2 separate regions of the Mus musculus genome follow, and region 2 is linked to region 1. Evidence: chromatin loops called from intact Hi-C (ENCODE). Cell type or tissue: left cerebral cortex. All regions are shown on one strand. Links, peaks and the distances in the headings refer to the core of each region. The heading gives the core; the rest is flanking DNA.

Evidence for each region. A loop is a pair of places that touch in the nucleus more often than their neighbours do. Peaks named below come from ENCODE experiments on the same cell type or tissue, not always from the same donor. Only the 100,000 strongest peaks of a DNase experiment are listed, where the experiment ranks them.
Region 2: it touches region 1 in a loop (2.1-fold over the local background); 2 of 42 quality-filtered maps call a loop at or near these places.

Annotation. Positions count from the first base shown.
Region 1 is chr15:66,820,466-66,828,799 of GRCm38, reverse strand. It overlaps Tg (thyroglobulin), which reads right to left. Exons shown (of 48, transcript NM_009375.2): 42 at 1,373-1,537; 43 at 234-401. All of the region lies in intron 1 of Sla (src-like adaptor), which reads left to right. Among named protein-coding and RNA genes, the nearest start is that of Sla, 7.2 kb to the left of the region's middle. RefSeq lists an enhancer at 1,638-4,499. In left cerebral cortex, for the core only: no CTCF peak of the experiment used is centred there; DNase peaks (open chromatin) are centred at 4,061 and 6,166; H3K27ac peaks cover 261 bases.
Region 2 is chr15:66,766,860-66,775,193 of GRCm38, reverse strand. It overlaps Tg (thyroglobulin), which reads right to left. Exons shown (of 48, transcript NM_009375.2): 40 at 6,499-6,658; 41 at 1,713-1,915. Among named protein-coding and RNA genes, the nearest start is that of Sla, 61 kb to the left of the region's middle. In left cerebral cortex, for the core only: no CTCF peak of the experiment used is centred there; DNase peaks (open chromatin) are centred at 3,036, 3,718, 4,036, 4,929 and 2 more places; H3K27ac peaks cover 303 bases.

The sequences.
Region 1 (8,334 bases), core at 237-8,236:
CAGTTTCTACTCCAAGCTTTTCACAGTGATTGATTCACAGCTGCAATTTGTGAGCATATCTGTATTAGTCGCCTCTTGTAACTGTCCTAGTTCTGACCCCAGCTTCCCCCATGACTATCTTCAGACTTCTATAGCCTTGGTACACAGTCCTCTGTCAGCCACGGAAAGAGTCGTTCCCGACCCAGTATCCAGCAGGAGGCTGCAGAGGCCTCGCCCTGCCTCCCTTTACCTACCTTCACAGCCTTTGCCCTATTGATAAGCCCATCATCCTGGGACCCTCCTATGAGTAGATCCACCTTCACTGGCAGAGGCCTCTTCAACCGTCTGGATGGAAGTTCACGGAGGTACTGGCCATCGACCACAGGGCCCCAGTAGTGGAAAGGGCCACTCACAGCCAGGAGCTGCAGGGTGAGAAAGAAGGCTATTACTTGCGTGTGCTTTAGTTTCCTTTAAGAAAACTACAATCTTAGTGTTGAGTGTGCAGCTGAAGTTGACAACCATAGCAAAGCACTCATGGTTCTGACCAGTGACAGGGGCTAGGAAGGCCTCTGTGAAAGGAACTGTGCAAGATGAAACTTAGCCCTTCTTTACCTCTGGAGCCCCATAATTCTGCCTCACAGTGCTCTAACTCCAGCTGGGCCCTAATGGAAAGCAAGGGTCAATGAACAGGATAGCAGGCAAGCAGGACATCTCATGACAGTGACAGTGGCTAGGCAACAAACCTCCCTTCAGCAATGCTTAACCCCCAGGAGACCCTCCCAGAACCTGTTGGCTGAAGCAACAAGAGGTTTCCAGGAAGAACGGCAAGAAGAGGAAGGGCTTAAAGTTAGTGTCTGTGGCAGGTGACACTAAACAGTGTAGCCTATGTAGGTGCAGATGAGGACAAGACTTAGTCCATATCGTAGGGTCCAGATTTGTTATGAGGATCAAGCCTGCTTCTGCATCCTCTACCAATGTCAGAGGCAGCCAGAATTGCAAGCTGAGAGCAAGGTCTTTACTGGTAGAAAGGGATGCCCCACTATTGATCTAAGGGTCTGTGACCTGACCTTGTGCCTCTATGGTCCTAGTGGGGTGTGACCCTTCTCAAGTTCTATTTCATTTCATCTCTCAACTGTGTCTCCATTATAGGCTCCACGTTGTACATAAGACATCCAAATGACAGAGAAACATATCTTTCAGCAGCAGCCTTGTATGTTTCTTTGTAGCCTGTGGCTCCTGCAAGGACTAGGACTCAGGAGACAAGTTTATCTTTAGTTGGTCATGCACTGGGTGTGTATCTTGGTGGAGACCATCATCACATCTGGTTAGACCTGGGCCTTTCATTTGTAAAGACAAGAGATTGTCCCTCCCTAACCTGTACACCAGCACCTACCTTGGTCTGAGCATCATTGAGAATGTTGGCAGGCTTCTGGCGGAGACATGATACCACTTCCTGGATGGATGAAGTAGGGCATCCAACCTCCTTTGCCAAGGCTGCAGCTTGCTGTTGGGCCCTCTCTGGGCTGATAATTGCAGCCGGGGACAGTGCAGAGCCTCCCTGGAAAAGAAAGAGCAGGGGTCAGGCTAACAGTCTGTACAGCTTTGGCTGCTGCTTAGGACCCTCAGGTCTTAGCTGAGTTCTATAGTTTCTTCCATACGCAAACACATGGGAACCTTTGATATCCTACATGTATGAATGTCAGGGTTGACCTACACAGAACAGCATCCTTGTGTAAACTTGACTAGGTCAGTGCAAACCTTGGTTTCCTTATCTGTGAAGAGAGGGTGCCGGTCTTGCTGTTCAGCTAAAGAAGTATAATGAGGTCAAGGGTGATATAGCTCTGAATGCGGACTGGAAAACTTCTGGTAAAGCACTATGCAAACTACAGCCACCTCCTCTGCAGAGAGCTCAAGTAGCAAGGTTTCCTAATTCTAAGTTGTAGTTGAATGTGAACATAGAGGCCCTCTGGAAGACACCATCATTTCAGCTTACAAAGAGGTATATAAGGTACAGAGAAGTTGCTGGTGCCTAGTCAGACATACAGTGAGACATGGAGCACCCAGAACTCAGCAGTCCTGTCACTGAACCTCTGCAGGCTACTTAGCATGAGTGTGAGGACTGTACACTTGGGAGTATTTCTCTAGTAGAAGCGGCCAACTTCTCTGAAAAGCCTGTTGTTAATAAGAGGCGCATCAGGGGCCTGAGCACTCAGCCACAGTGAGGCAGACTCTCACACATACCTGGGAGGCTCCTGATGGGAGAGTGTTATACCTATCCCATATTGATGTCTGGTTTTTAGTCTTTAGAGGGACCTGTGACCAGAGCCTGAGGCCAAGCAAGCAGTAGGAAGCCCATCCGAGGAACAGGAAAGTACACAGGGGGTGAGCAGGAGGAGGGCTGAAAACCTAGTAGCTATATATAGCCTGATGACCAAAGCCCTTTCCAACATCTCTGAACAGTACAGATAAGGCCAGAGAGCCTGGGCTGCAGACACAAGATAGTGTGAGGTAGCAGACAGGGGGTTTTGTCTTTTACTGTGTTTTATATACTAAATTCAGCCTGCTGGTGCCTCCTGCAAGATATACAAAACAGACTTGTGTAAGCATCTGCACTTACAAACAAGAGAGGACCCTCTAGGCTCCTCATGAGAATCAAGAGAGGTGCACATCAAACTTGCATCCAGCCGGGGCCTGGAGTGTAGTGACATTGGTAATGAGTGACATAGTGGGTGACTTGTCGTGAATGTGAGTTTTACACCCTTGATTTATTTCTGTAACACCAAGTGACCACCTGTTTTTTTAAAAACCACTTGCTATGTTCCTGTAACAGAATGGTACTCACACTCGAGGTCTTCACAGTGCGGCATAGCATTCTGTGCTGCTAAGTGCAGGGGGTGGGGTGGTGGTAAGTGGCTCCAGCAGAAGTTATCAACTTTCTTAATGCTGCAACTCCTTAATACAGCTCCTCTTGCTTTAGTAACCCCCAGCTATAAAAGTATTGACATTGCTACTTCATAACTGTAATTCTGCCATTGTTGTGCACTGTAAATACCTGCTATGCAGATGTTTTCGGCAACCCCTGTGAGAGGGTCATTTGATTGCTCCCCCACTCCAAAGGTCATGACCCACAGACTGAGAACCAGTAGCCTACAGGAACGCCTGAGAACATGAGGATTTCAGGGTGGGCCTCTGATGTTTTCAATATCTCTGCTAGCTATAAATAGCTGGGCTTCTTGATACTCGGAGGAAGTGGGTAAAGGCGTGGGTTTCACTGACACTGTAAGATAGCTTAGAGAACTTTCCTCTCTCTTTTTGTTGTGATCAGTCTTTCTGAAACCTTGTTCTTTGTGGAAAGTCAGCAGTTAAGTAGGCTGTCCTCATTTGGGGGGACTTGTTAGGCCTTACAGCTGGTGGTCCTCGGACAGAGCCCGGGAAAAAAGCCTGAGCTTAGAGGAAAGGGAGCAGACCAGCATTCCAACCCTGTCACTCTGATGGGGCCGTTCAGAAATCGTGGCTTCAGTGTGCCCAGGAAGACTCCCTCTCACACCGCTCTTGAGGAAATTATTATCTGGCAAGGCAACAGAGGCACATAGTGTGTGTGTGTGTGTGTGTGTGTGTGTGTGTGTGCGCGCGTGCCCTGATGGCCTTGACTTCAGGATCAATATTCTTATGCAGGAAGAGAGTCCCAAGAGGCCTGCTCTATTTCCTTCCTGTGCCTTAGTTCTCCTTTCCTTGCATTCTTGCTGTAATGTATTAACTTCTCAGGGAAGGAACACCTGGGAAATCCACACCCGCCTCCTCACCAGTCAGCACCAGGTTGCATGGGTTGTGGCAGTCTCAGCTCAGAGGGAGACAAAGAGCAGAAGAGTTAGGCAGCACTTCTGTGTATCATATCAGAACCGCCCATGAATCCTCACTCTAGAGGTGTCAGGAAGTTGGAAGCTGTGCACCCCACGTCTCACAGCTGCCAAACATGAGGCACATCTCGGGCAGCCACCTGCAGCATCACACTCTACCCACTATGCACTAGCAGGCTTGTCAGTGGCCTTGGTCCCTGCCTGTCTCTGTGAGAAGCAGGGCCAATATCCAGTAGGAAGGCCCTGTCTTAGAAACAGACAGACTGAGGTTTTGGTTCCAGTGCAGTCTGCTATTTTTGTCAGTTCCCATCTTGGCATGGAACCCTGTGATCAACTGCTCCAAAGAAGATACAAGACAATGATGCAAAAAAAACCTTATACTGTAATCAGCACACAGTGTATGTGAATGCTAATTATCATCAGGAGTGGAATTAGCTATTGGTTTCTTTCCCACAATGCAATGTGCGATCCAGCTCCCTGCTGGGAGGAAGCAGATATATGACTCTACAGCAGTGCAACACCCTGAGGAGCACTGACAGCTCCCACTGAGTTATGGTCTCCAGTGAATTCAGCCACCATTTGCTTTTCAAGAAGGATCCACCTAAAAGTGTTTTGAGTCTGATTTTATGTAAAGAGTCTTGTGTCCTCAAGCTGTGGAAGAAATCCAAGGTTTTTCGAAGTACAGACTGTACACCAGAGTGATAACCCTCTGCTATTGGGACCAGGACAAAGGCTAGAATTCTTATACACTGAGAACTCCAGGGAGGGGATGCAGGGCTCCTGTATGCCTGGAGAATTCTGCAGAGAGGCAGGAGCTGAGAGGACTTTGAGAAAATGAGCAGAAAGGGGCACTGGCAGGTAACTACTCCTGGGGAGTGTCAAGGATGGCAGATAGGTTAGGAATGTTGAAGAAAAACCTGGGGTCTAAAGATCCCAGCATCCCTGTAAAATGCTATATATGTGTTAAAGGAGGGAGCCAACAAACAGAATGGATGGGGACATAAGTAGGCTTTCTAGGAGGAGGAGAGAACTCTGCATAGAAGATGTTGAGAAGTAAGATCAGAAGATAAGTCAATGACAGCCGTGTGAGAGGGGGTTGCCATAAGCAAATGAGCCCTAGGGTGCAGGCCAGGCTTCTATAGCTACAGGAAGTCCTCTGGGATTTTGGCCAGACTGAAATGGCTTGAGCACATGGCAGACCTTTGAGCAATGACCAAATATGAGTGCCTCAGGGATGTGGGCTACTGAAGCCAGAGCAGTGAAGTGATTTTTATACCACGGGCTACAGCCGTATGTAAAACATCCATTGCCTATAGAGTAGGGCAGAAGTGAACTGGGACAAAGAGCAGAATTCTGCTTGATAGCCTTAGTGCTAGAGGAGGTGGAGGAGCTGGAGGAGCTGGAGGAGCTGGAGGAGCTGGAGGAGCTGGAGGGATCATCTGAGGCAGGAACCCAGCCCAGACTCCTGGGTGGTCCAGGGATTCTGAGTAGAGATTAGAGCCAGAGAATGTGTCCAGTGCTTCATATCCTTCTTTTCCTGGAAATACACTCAAACCTGAGCCTGCCACTGAATTCCATGGACGTTGGAATTTGAGCATGCTTCTGAGAGGCAAGAAGAACCTGGGACAGACCTAGAAACTGTAGCAAAGAGACTTTCAAAAGTAGTTCCTATCCAATGTTAACATTCTCTTGTATGCCTTTAACCAAGAGGCATCCCTTTGCTTGATCCCTGGGACCATGAGTCATACTGAAGTCTGAAGCATTTCAGTCTTGGCAAAAATCTTAACATGAGTACTGACAATAGTTAATGTAACTTCCATCTTGAAACTAGAATCTACAAAGTCATATAGACCACTTCTCTTTTCTTCTTCTTTGGAATCAGTGTTCTTGGTTTTACTTAGGCTATGGAACTTGGGTGGGTAGCATTAAGGTGTGGCTTGCTATTGCTCAGTGTCCTTTGCCTGTCAGATGGTACCGATTTACTGTGGAACAGAGTGGTAGCTGATACAAGCCAAAACCAAGGGCACTTTTGTAAGTAGAAACTGAAGGAGACTAAGTGTACATGTACATGTGTGTGCGTACATATGCACATATTCACGTGGAAAGTGAACGGCATTCAGCCTTTATAAGGGGCCTCTTAAGAGCTGGGGCATTAATTTATGTACATTCTTATTCTGTGATCCCTACAACAACCCTCTATATATTAGCAACTCCTACCCACTTTTCAGATTGGGAGAACACAGTTTAGAAGGAGGAGGCAAGGTGTGTGAGATCTGGAGACTTGTAATAACAGCCCAAGTTATAAATCCTTTAGCTTCCCCCATGATCTACCACCTCCCACTAACAACAGCCCCATCTTAGCACAGAGCTTCATGAATTCTTATTCTCATTATGAATGGCTGACAGGTGGCAGCCAATAAGGAAGAGGCTTGCAGGGGTTGTCAGAGAGCGGGGAGATGATATGAGATCTTTCTTCCCCTGTGTCAATCAGGAGTGAATGATGGAGGCCAGACTTACATGGGGCTCTGTAAAGAAGATTCATGACTGCAGACTGGGAAGGACACAAGGACAGAACACTGTCCTGTGAAGTCTCTTGGCAATGGTTTACAACCTCTCTGTACTCTGCTCAGTTCCATTAGCTATAGAACCTCTTCTAAAGACCCCAGATCCTCCTTAGGACTTTCTGGTCCCAGGAGGAAAGGGAAGATGCAAGGAAGGAGAGGGGTTTTTCTTCCATGCTTTGGAGGAAGAACACAGCAACTATGTGAGATCTCGAGAGGAGCTGGGGCCTGTGGCCACTACTACAGGAGGGCAGCTAGAGATGTTTCACAGGGGCTAGTTGGGACTAGCCACGAAATTTAGGGCAGGTGGAGAGACAGAGATAAGAAATTGATAAGGGCAGGCTTTTCCAGGTGAGACAAATCAGCACCCAGCAATTTGGTAAATTGTAAAGGAAAGAAAAAGAAGAAGAACAACTCTGTGTGTGTGTGTGTGTGTGTGTGTATGCATGTGTGTGTTTGTGTGTGCATATGTGTGTAAAATTTCCATAGATTCAGAAAGAACATTAAAGATGTTTAATAGCTTCCTGGTACCCAGTAGAAGAGACTGAGATCCAAGTATTCTGATTCCAGTGTGCTTTTCCATGACAACGCAGTGCTCCAATGAATGACAGGATCCAGGTGAGATTCATAGGCAGTCTGTTCCAACTCTTCACCCTATTACCTGCCCACACCCCAAGATTACATAGATATTTAAACTTTGTCAATTCCTAAAGCTCCCTGCTCCCACCACTTATAAAGGGCCAGTTGTAGAGTTTACCATCTCCTTATAATTTCAACAGTGTCATTGTCTTCATGAACTGTCATTGCAGTTGCAATTAGAGAGGCATTTAGGACATATTTTAAAAGCTGATTCTACCCTACAGTATGACTGATTCTTACCATAGGACAGCAGACATTTGCACATGTCACATGAATAAAGCCACAAGTAAATGGTATGGCTAAGGCCATTGATGGCCACTCCACAGGGAAACAAGTAGTGAGATGGAACAAAAACCCATAGGAGCAAGGTCTGGGTGAGGGGACAGTCTCCAACAAAAACCTCAAGGACCCCAGTGACCCCTTCCTGGACATTCCTTTTGTTTGGAAATAGACATGATTGGTGTGGGCTTTGCCCCTCTGGAACGGATTTGCACCTATCTCATTTTCTCTATGTCTCAAAGTCTTGACAAAACACCTTTTGCCATCTGTTAAATATGTCATGTTTAATTGACTCCATTGCTTTCTGACTGTCAGAATCCATTTAAGTGCATGGCAGTTAAAAATTACTAACTTGCCAGACCAAGGTATCACCCTTGAAAAATGCCACCTTAATGATTGCTGAGGTGGGGTCGGCACCCCATCGTAAAGAGGACTTGCTTGTCCCTATCATTCATTCCTGAGACCAGCCATCCAGTGGTCCCTGAGACTATGGGGAGAAGGGGACAGCTGGGTCCACAGCTGGCAGGGGAGAGGGTAAACTATGGTTCAACACTTCCTGTCACTCTTCAGTTTTTAATACATTTCTAGGAAGGCCTAGCTTCATGTCACTTATGGGTAGCTTTGTAGAAGACATACATTTTCTTTGTTTTACAGTTGGATCTGAGAGCTGCTTGAACACTATGGTTCAAGATGCAAGACCTAGCCTGCCCTAGGAAATATATATGTAGAACATGGTTTGATGGGAAAATAGGCCTTGGGAATATAGAATAAGAAGCTGGGAACCTGTTAGAATAGTTCACATCTGCAATGGCCATCACTGGAGGTGATGCTGGACAGAGAGTCAGAAGTTAGCTAGAGTGGGTAGAGACAATACATTGCTCTAACAGGGGTCTCTACATGCTACAGGAGACAGAATGAATGTTTGAGGGAGACTCTTTTCATCTCCGCAGCTGTCTGTTGAGCCACTGAATTGCAGCCTGTGACTGTAGCTTCCAGTTCCTGTTTGAGACATCCTGTTC
Region 2 (8,334 bases), core at 160-8,159, 54 kb after region 1:
AAGCTAGGCTGGCCAGTGAGACTCAGAAATGGAATTGTCTTCTCCTCCCCAGTGCTGGGAATATAAGCATACACTACCATATCCAACTTATTTACATGATCCATATTTTATGAATTTCTAAACACATGTTCTGAAGTTTATTGGCTGAGTCATTTCCCCAAATACCTCGATGTTTCCTTAGCTTGCATTACTGGAGGCCTCCTCACTATTTCTATGCCTGTAATACTCATGTCACAAACTTTCTTCTTATTCAGTTCTAAGGGAATCTTTCCAAGATGGGATCTCAAGCCACTTTCCTGGCTTCTTTAAAAGCCTCAGATGTACCCCTTGCTCTTAGAAGTACTGTAGCCAAAAGGAAAATAATGGGTATCTATCACAGATGAGCAGATGTATACACACACTGGTCAATCCTTACTATGGGATATTTTTCATATCTAGAGTACATTTATAAAATTAGTATATTCTTGGTGAACCTTAGAGATGGTATGCTACATGAAATACAGAAATAATGAACACCCCGTGTTTTTAGCAACATGAAGTCCTAGATTAGAGAAAATCAGAAGGAAGGAGAAGACAGACTTGCTGTGGCTTTGTGGATAAGAAAGTACAGGGCTCCCATTCAGTGGATTTTGAGTACATGAGAAGATAAAAATAGTTCTGGCACCAGATAGCAATAACGGTCACCCACACTTCAGAACATGTATTTAAAAATTTGTAAAATCTGAATCACGTAAAAAAGTTGAATATGCCAGTATATGCTTATACTCCCAGTACTGGGGAGGAGGAGACAGCTCCATCCCTGAGTCTCACCGGCCAGCCTAGCTTACTTGGCAAGACCAAGTTCTGGAATGTCCTTAGTGCCACTGATCAGACTCTTACAAATGGCTAGGATCATAAGAAGAGACAAGCAAATATCTGGACAAATGCACAAGCAAACCCCCTGGGTAGTTTCTATGCATGCACCAGTCAGGCACTACTGCAAACACTGTCCACACACTGTCACTGTCACCAAAGCTCTGCCGGTGGTCAATGCTTCCACAGCCTTTAGCAATTCACTCAGATATTCCCTGCAGGGCCGTGACCCTTCACACTGTTACCATCCAGTATCCTTGTCAGGGGCCTCTTTTTAAACGTCTTACTATCCTTTAAAAATATCTGCCTTATGCATGTTGTGTGTCCTGCCTTGGAACCCACAGCCTCCTGTGAAGTAACGTGTGTCTGATTTATCATGGAACTCGAGCATCTAACACAGAGCTGCTGACCAGCCAGATTCTCTATACAAGCAGAAGCTAGTCTGTGGCAGAATAGCTCCTGATTTATCCAATTAGATAATTTCTTCCTTCTTGTCACCATCAACATCAGTGAACCATTAGCAAAAGCAGCAGCAGCAACAGCAGCAGCATTCCCACTTAGCTGGCATCTCAGCCCACTAGGCAAACTCGTGAGTAGTGAGTTTTCTTCACTGACAAGAACATTTAACCCCAATAAGAATCCAGGGGATAGAGATACCCAGGCATGTAGAATCTTCCACCCGAGAGGAAAGCAGTCAGGAAGCCTTTTAGCCTCCTGCACCACTCATGCCTGGAGTGATAGTTTGAGCAAGAACAATGATAGCATGAGGAATGACAGAAGACCAACAACAACCACAGCCAGCCAGTCTCCAAAGTCAGGGAGATTGTTGAGTAGTACTGAAAACAAGCTGTGCAACTCACCATAAGCAGTGCCTTCCTGAAGAGCTGGAGCCTTGTAGGCCTGCTGATGAGAAGGTGTATGCTGGCCACATCAGCCCCACTACGGTCTGCTGCCAGTGTCACACGCTGAGGGTCCCCACCAAATGCTCCAATGTGGGACTGCACCCACGTTAGAGCTGCCACTTGGTCCAGCAGCCCCCAGTTGCCAGCTACTTCATCAGAGCCTGCAAAAAGAGGGATGTCATTAGCATGTGTGTCCTAACAGCTTTAGATGTTCCAATCACAGTGCTATGTGAGACACAAGGCTCCTTGTGGGGAATTGGGTTCTTGTCCACTCAGGCCAGTACCATAAGCTACAAACACAGGTTGGGACATTGTGAAGAATGTGGGCTTTGGAATCAAACTTAATTTGACTTGTCTTTCAGCTTTGGACTGACTAGTCAGGAGACTGGAAACATCTCTGCTCTCTGAGCCATGGCAGAGCAGAGGCTATGCATGTTTAGTTCTAGCCCAGACAAGGCCATGATTCCCACTTGATGGCTTAGATTCCACTACGGGTGGATCCATCAAACAGAGGCTAGACCATGCCAGGCAAGGGAGAACAATCTTTCTTATGTCTAATCTTCTGTGGCTTTAGAAGTGTGCCACTGAACCCATGTCTCTTTCCTATATCATAGAATTTAATAACTATTTGTTGAAGATGCAGCACCATATTAAATGAAATTACCCACATACATACACACAAAATAACAAAAAAAATGTATACATCTCCTTAGCTCTTTTCAGACACTACAGTGTTCTTTGGTTGTTTCATGTTGTAATAACAGAGCCTCCCTGTTGGTTTACTGTACTGTTTAGTCTTCCAATATCAGACTGTGAATACCAGGCTTCACTCTGGTATCATCCTAAGTTCATACACATATTGGCTTCTCAGAATCTGCCCTTAGAAGCCATCAGATTGGCATGCTCTGGGATCACCTAGTACAGTAGTCTCTGGGTACAACTGTGAGCAAGTTTCTAGGCTGGCTGACTTGAGGTAGGAGGACCAACACTGAATGAGAGAGGTATTATCCCATGAGCTGGGCTGCTGAGCTGAGTGAAAAGGAGAAAATGATCAGAGCACCAGTGCTCATGCCTCTCTGAGTCCTGAGGGCGAGGACCATGCTATCAGCTACTATAAGTTCTTGCAATCATGATCAGATATACTCTCAAAATGTGAGAGTGAGCCAGAGGAAACTCCAGCTTCCTTAAAGTACTCTTGTCAGATATATTGTCACAGCAAAGAGAAAAGGAAAGAACATGCACTCTGCAACTCCCATCACCATCTGCATGCAGATATATACACAGCCCACATCTCCCTCAAGCTTCATTTGCAATTCTTCATGAGATTTCACAGGTACCGCTATGATTGAAGGGATTCCATATAGAACAAGAAAGTATCAGAAAGACCCCATATTCCTAAATAGAAAAGGTAGGAAAATCTTACATTCTGGTTGCCTGACCCAGTATTTGAAAAGCTGAAGAGAACAGCAGCCTGGAGTACATAAATAACAGAAAGTACTCTTCCAGCTGTGGGCTTTTCTCTTCTCTTAAAATGCTTTTCATGTTCTGGGTCTGGTGAAGCTATTGGCAAAAGCTGCCCTTGATGTGGCCTTTTCTGGATTGCTCCTGAGTTCCATTTGTCAAGACCAATGTGTTTCTTTCCTCTGGACCTCTGGGAGTCCAGGAGAACAGGGTGTTGAGTGAGTAAGAGCAAAGTGAATCTAGGAAGTGACATCCATAGCCTGCATCATCAGGAATAGTGTGAGAGGACTCTTCCTGACTCTTGCTGCCTGTGTAGTCAGCTTCCCTCCTTGTGATGAGGATTAACATAGCCATTAGGAAGTCTTTAGATTCTTGGGAAATAAGAACTAGGGTTCTTCAGTAAGACCTTCATCCATCAAGGATAAATCTGGCTTCCTTCTGTGCCAGGGGCTGTGCCAGGAATTGCTGAAAGCAGAAAGTAGTCCTGGGGCACAGTTCCCAAATTTTCTGTGTTTACACTTCCCAATGTACAAACACTTTGGTCTATATCTCCCAGGGCATATTCTCCACAGGCACAATAAGGCAGGGGATAGGTCACGGAGCTGTGAAGGGTCTGGTTCAACCTTGGCTTTCACTTGTTTGAAGTATAAAAACTTGTCTAGATGCAAGAAGCAAATGTGAGATTGAGTTGGAACTCAAATCCTAACTCACAATTAGAACTCTTTGTCTTAAAAGTCAATCCAACTCTATAAACACCTCTGAGAATTTTATGACAAGCATTACAGAGTGCAAGTGCTGGTTTCCAGAACCCTCACCCACTCGTTGCCACCACATCCAATCTCCTGACTGTAGGCCCTCAAGGCCTGCCTCCTACTCAGTCAGTCAGCTCCAGCAGTGCCAACTCCTGCTCCGCACATCTGTGATGCTTCCTTGTAGTCCTGTGGGGCCAAGCCCTTGCCCTGAGGATCCTGATCCTTCCTTACATGTACACACACACACACACACACACACACACACTCCCCAGAACTGGTTCACAGAGGGAGACCAATGCAAGTGGAGATATGCTGGATATCATGCTGTTATTATGTTTGTGCTTCTTTCCCTGTTCCCATACCTCCAGGTGCCCAGCCTTCTGGATAGGACCACCCAGTATATATATCAACCTGTCCCTTCATTACATAAATGGCTCTCTTCTGTTTCTTCAACAACTATAGAGTGCCCCAGTGGGACCTAGTAGTGTCCATAGACTCCAGTGGAAGTGGAAAGGCGTGGGCCTTGATGAAATCCTGGCTCCAATACTTGCCTCAAACAGGGGCCCTGGGAAGGCTACTTATTCTCCATGCATTTTGATTCTCTCCATGTGTAAAGTAAGGGTGGTTGTAGAACAAGCTTCATTCAGTGCTGCTGATGACCAACTTAATGTCTATAAAGGCAATAGGACTACCCTGTAGTAGGCATCAAAGTTATGCTTTTATTCTGAAATACAATTGAACATGTTGAGACCTAGAAAGCATCTCACCAGTGCTTTTAGCAGGGCCAGCTTTATCTTCAGAGCAGAAATAGCTGCAGTGAGGGGGTACGTATCGTAGGCTATGAGACTATTTTACTGGCAAGAGAAGATACAAGACCTTCTAACAGGCCCAGAGTACCTGCTGACTGAGGTCATGTCAGTGTGTGGTTACTATGGCAGATGGTCTTCCGTCTGGCTCCTGACTCAGAGCATAACCACTGTGTTCCTACACTACCAAGGGCCTGGCGGCCCATTGTCTACCCTGCCTCCCTCTTCCCTGTACTCAGTACTCAAGGGCTCTGGCTGGGTTCTTTACCAGAAGAGAAGGCAATAGGATTCAGAGCGGAGGAAATGGGTTTCCCTTATGTACTTCCAATTCTTCTCTCCCTGGGCAGAGTTGCCGGGAAGCAAAGTATAGCAGACCCAGAAGCTCTGGAATGAGGGAGGTACCCTGCAACCAGGGGTGAAGTGAACAAAGCACAAGGGTCTGTCTCCCGGGCTAAATGAAAGCACACTAGGAAGCCTGATGGACACGGTGTCCAGAGTATTTTCTAAACAGCTGAGAAGCCACTCTAAGAAGCCAAGGTTCCTCTTTGCTGCCATCTGAGCAGCAGAGAGCCAAGTTAAAGCTCAGGCTGCCACTGTCTGCAGATGAACTGCAACCACCCGACCTCTCTGAGCCTTGATTTTCCTCTTGAAAAAAAATGGCATGGCAGACAGGCGTTAGTACTGCCTCAGGACTGAGGGAATCAGTCAGAATGGCTAATAAACACAAGTCCTGTCAAGTGTATGTAACGCTTGCCCTCCAACTGATGGCTTTTTAGTTTTTTTTTTCCTCCAAATGATGTAAGTCAGAAAAGACTGGGTGTTCTGGAAGCTTCAGTGACCTTCCTTCAGTGACCTTTGACCTTCAGAGGTCAAAGTGTTTGCTTGTCAAGAAGGATATGAATTCTAAAGAAGATTTCACTCCCTGAAATCCTAATTCCCCCTCATGATGGAGGACATATGGAAAGTCATTCTGCTGTCTAAAGAAGCCTTAAGCCAAAGTTAGCTGTGTCTGGAAAGAGCTCTCTGAGGCCAGCTTCGGTCAGCTCAGCCCTGAATATCACTTAAAGTTCCTGAGAAACAGCTTGTGTTTGCCTAGAGGACAGAAAACCCAACAGGATTTTTTCCTTTTTAAAAGAGAAAGTTAATAACTACACTGCAGAGAAACTTGCACAACATTCCAGTACCATATACAACCTTCACATCGCACACTACCCAGCATCTGTCCAGATGGAGAATAAAGATTCCATTTATACCCATGGCTTCAGCTGAACTCATTGCTCCAAACCTAAACCTACAGCTGCCTTTCATTAGTATCTCCATCAGGTATAAGATGCTCTGCACTAACTACTGCCTGCTGTGTAGGCCAGCCTAGCACTTTTTAAAAACATCACACCAAATGTTCCCCCCTAGCTCACCCCTCCGGAGCACCCACATTCTTTCTGGTCCTTCTGCCTTTCCCCTGTCTTCCCAGGACTCAAAGGAGATCCTTGGATATCAGTGATGATGCTCAGCCCTTATACTCAAGGACTTTAAATGCTTAGCTCTGAAAGAAGAGGAAAGCCATCCCTACTTAAAGAAGAGGGATCTCATACACTGAGAAAGTGAGGGTGATGTAAGGTCATACTGGTTATGAGAGCCAGTACTTCCTCTTTTAAGCAAATAGTCTTAGTTATCTCTTATGGTGATGGAAGACTGATTTCCCTGTCACCAACACCAACAATTCACCTGAACTCAGGAAGCCGAAGACCCCCAGTCTGTAGTTAGCAGTGACTACGATGAAGTTGCCAACTGCAGCCAGGATGGAGCCATCAATGGTCAGCTGACCACCACTGCCTTCCATCTCCATGGTATTGTGGAAAAACACCAGAACTGATGCATTGGAGACCTGAAGGGATTATAGAAATAGAAAAGGTTGAAGTTGAGCTTGTGGGAGGGACAACTGCCATTCTTGAAAACAGACTCTGAGCCCACACTAGTCCTCTTGCTGGCTCTGCCTTGATACACATTTAACACTATCCAAGGGGATGATTGTTTTCCTCAATATTCACACACTGATGTCTAAACCCATAGCTCAGAAAGTCATCATACTTTCTTTGGAGACCTGATTGTGGATCTCTATATAAACTCTGATCTCATAAAAACAGCATCATTTTGAGGAGAAGGAATTTGTACACAGACATACACAAGAGAGAAGTGTGCCAAGTGCACACTAAGAAGATAAGTAACAGGGTGGGGGTCATCCCCATGGCCTTTGATCTTGAACTTCAAGAATGTGAGGAAAGCAAGTATGTATGGCTGAAGCTGTGAAAGTCTATGATGTCACCTCTAAGTAGTTACTGTTGCCCATTCCATGGGTAGAAGAATGGAGGCTCATTGAAGTAAGGATGCGCTGCAAATGTTTCACAGTGAGCAGGGGTAGGAACCACACTCAATACAGACCTGGGAATCTATTTCCTCCCTGCTTTGATCCTAGTCTATTTCAGAAGACTTCCTGGTCCTTGTGACAAGTCCTAAATCTCAGGTCTCATCTCTCCTCCATCATACTCTGAGGCATTTACATTGGTGAAACTCTATCCCAAGATCCCTACTATGTGAGAGTATGGATTCTCTAGGCAGGCATTTTTTAGACATCATAGAAGCCTAGCTTTGACACTCAGCCTCATTGTCTCAGGGTCTGTGGAATAGGGCAGAGTAACCGCAGTCCTCCACACCCCAAAGCTACTGATAGCTGTACTGGTAACAGGCCAGGAAGGGATGAGACAGTTGGCTGTAGTTATCCACTATTGATAATACAAGGGGTCCATTCAGCCACTGTGGACATTGCAGTTCAAAGTATCCATGGACTAGGGCCTCTTCTCCAGAACCTGTCAATTGTGTGCGCAGGTCCAACATTGCTGAGAACAACTTCTCTTCCTGAAGGCCATGATGGGGCTATAAAAATGGCCTAAGATAATAAGTCAAATACCCACAGGGTAGGTGGGAGAGGAAGCACTAGATTCAGAGTCAAGAAATAAGGCTTATTCTCCACTCTGTCCAGTGGCCCTCATGTCCTTACATGAGCTAGCTCTCATTAGCTTAAAGAGGGAGAATCCACCTGTGTTTTATCTTCTCATGGTTGAGGTCATAAGTACAAAATGTTCTTATAAGCCACAAACAACTATACTCTAGCCCCAAGCAGTCTACTGTAATTATTCTGCTGAGGGACCTGGTAATGTTCCAGATTGAGCCACCAGTCTTCTCATCTGTGAGACTGATTAAGCTTTCTGAGAGGGGCTAGGAGGCCTGCAGTCACACTGCAGACAGACCACCACTTCCCCTGAGTATCCCTTTTCTACCCTGTCAGTATCTATGCCCACTGGCCATCATTCCTCTTCACTTCCAGTCTGAGTATCTGGTTTCTTCAACTGTGGTCTTACCATGCCAGCTCGCCATGCCATTCTACCACCCCAGCTCTACTGCTACTCCCAAGGTCCACTCAGGAGTCACTGTCCCATAAAGTCTCAGAGCAGTGCTAACCTTTGAAGATGTAATTCTCACAGGAGCTTGGAGAGCTGATGCCAT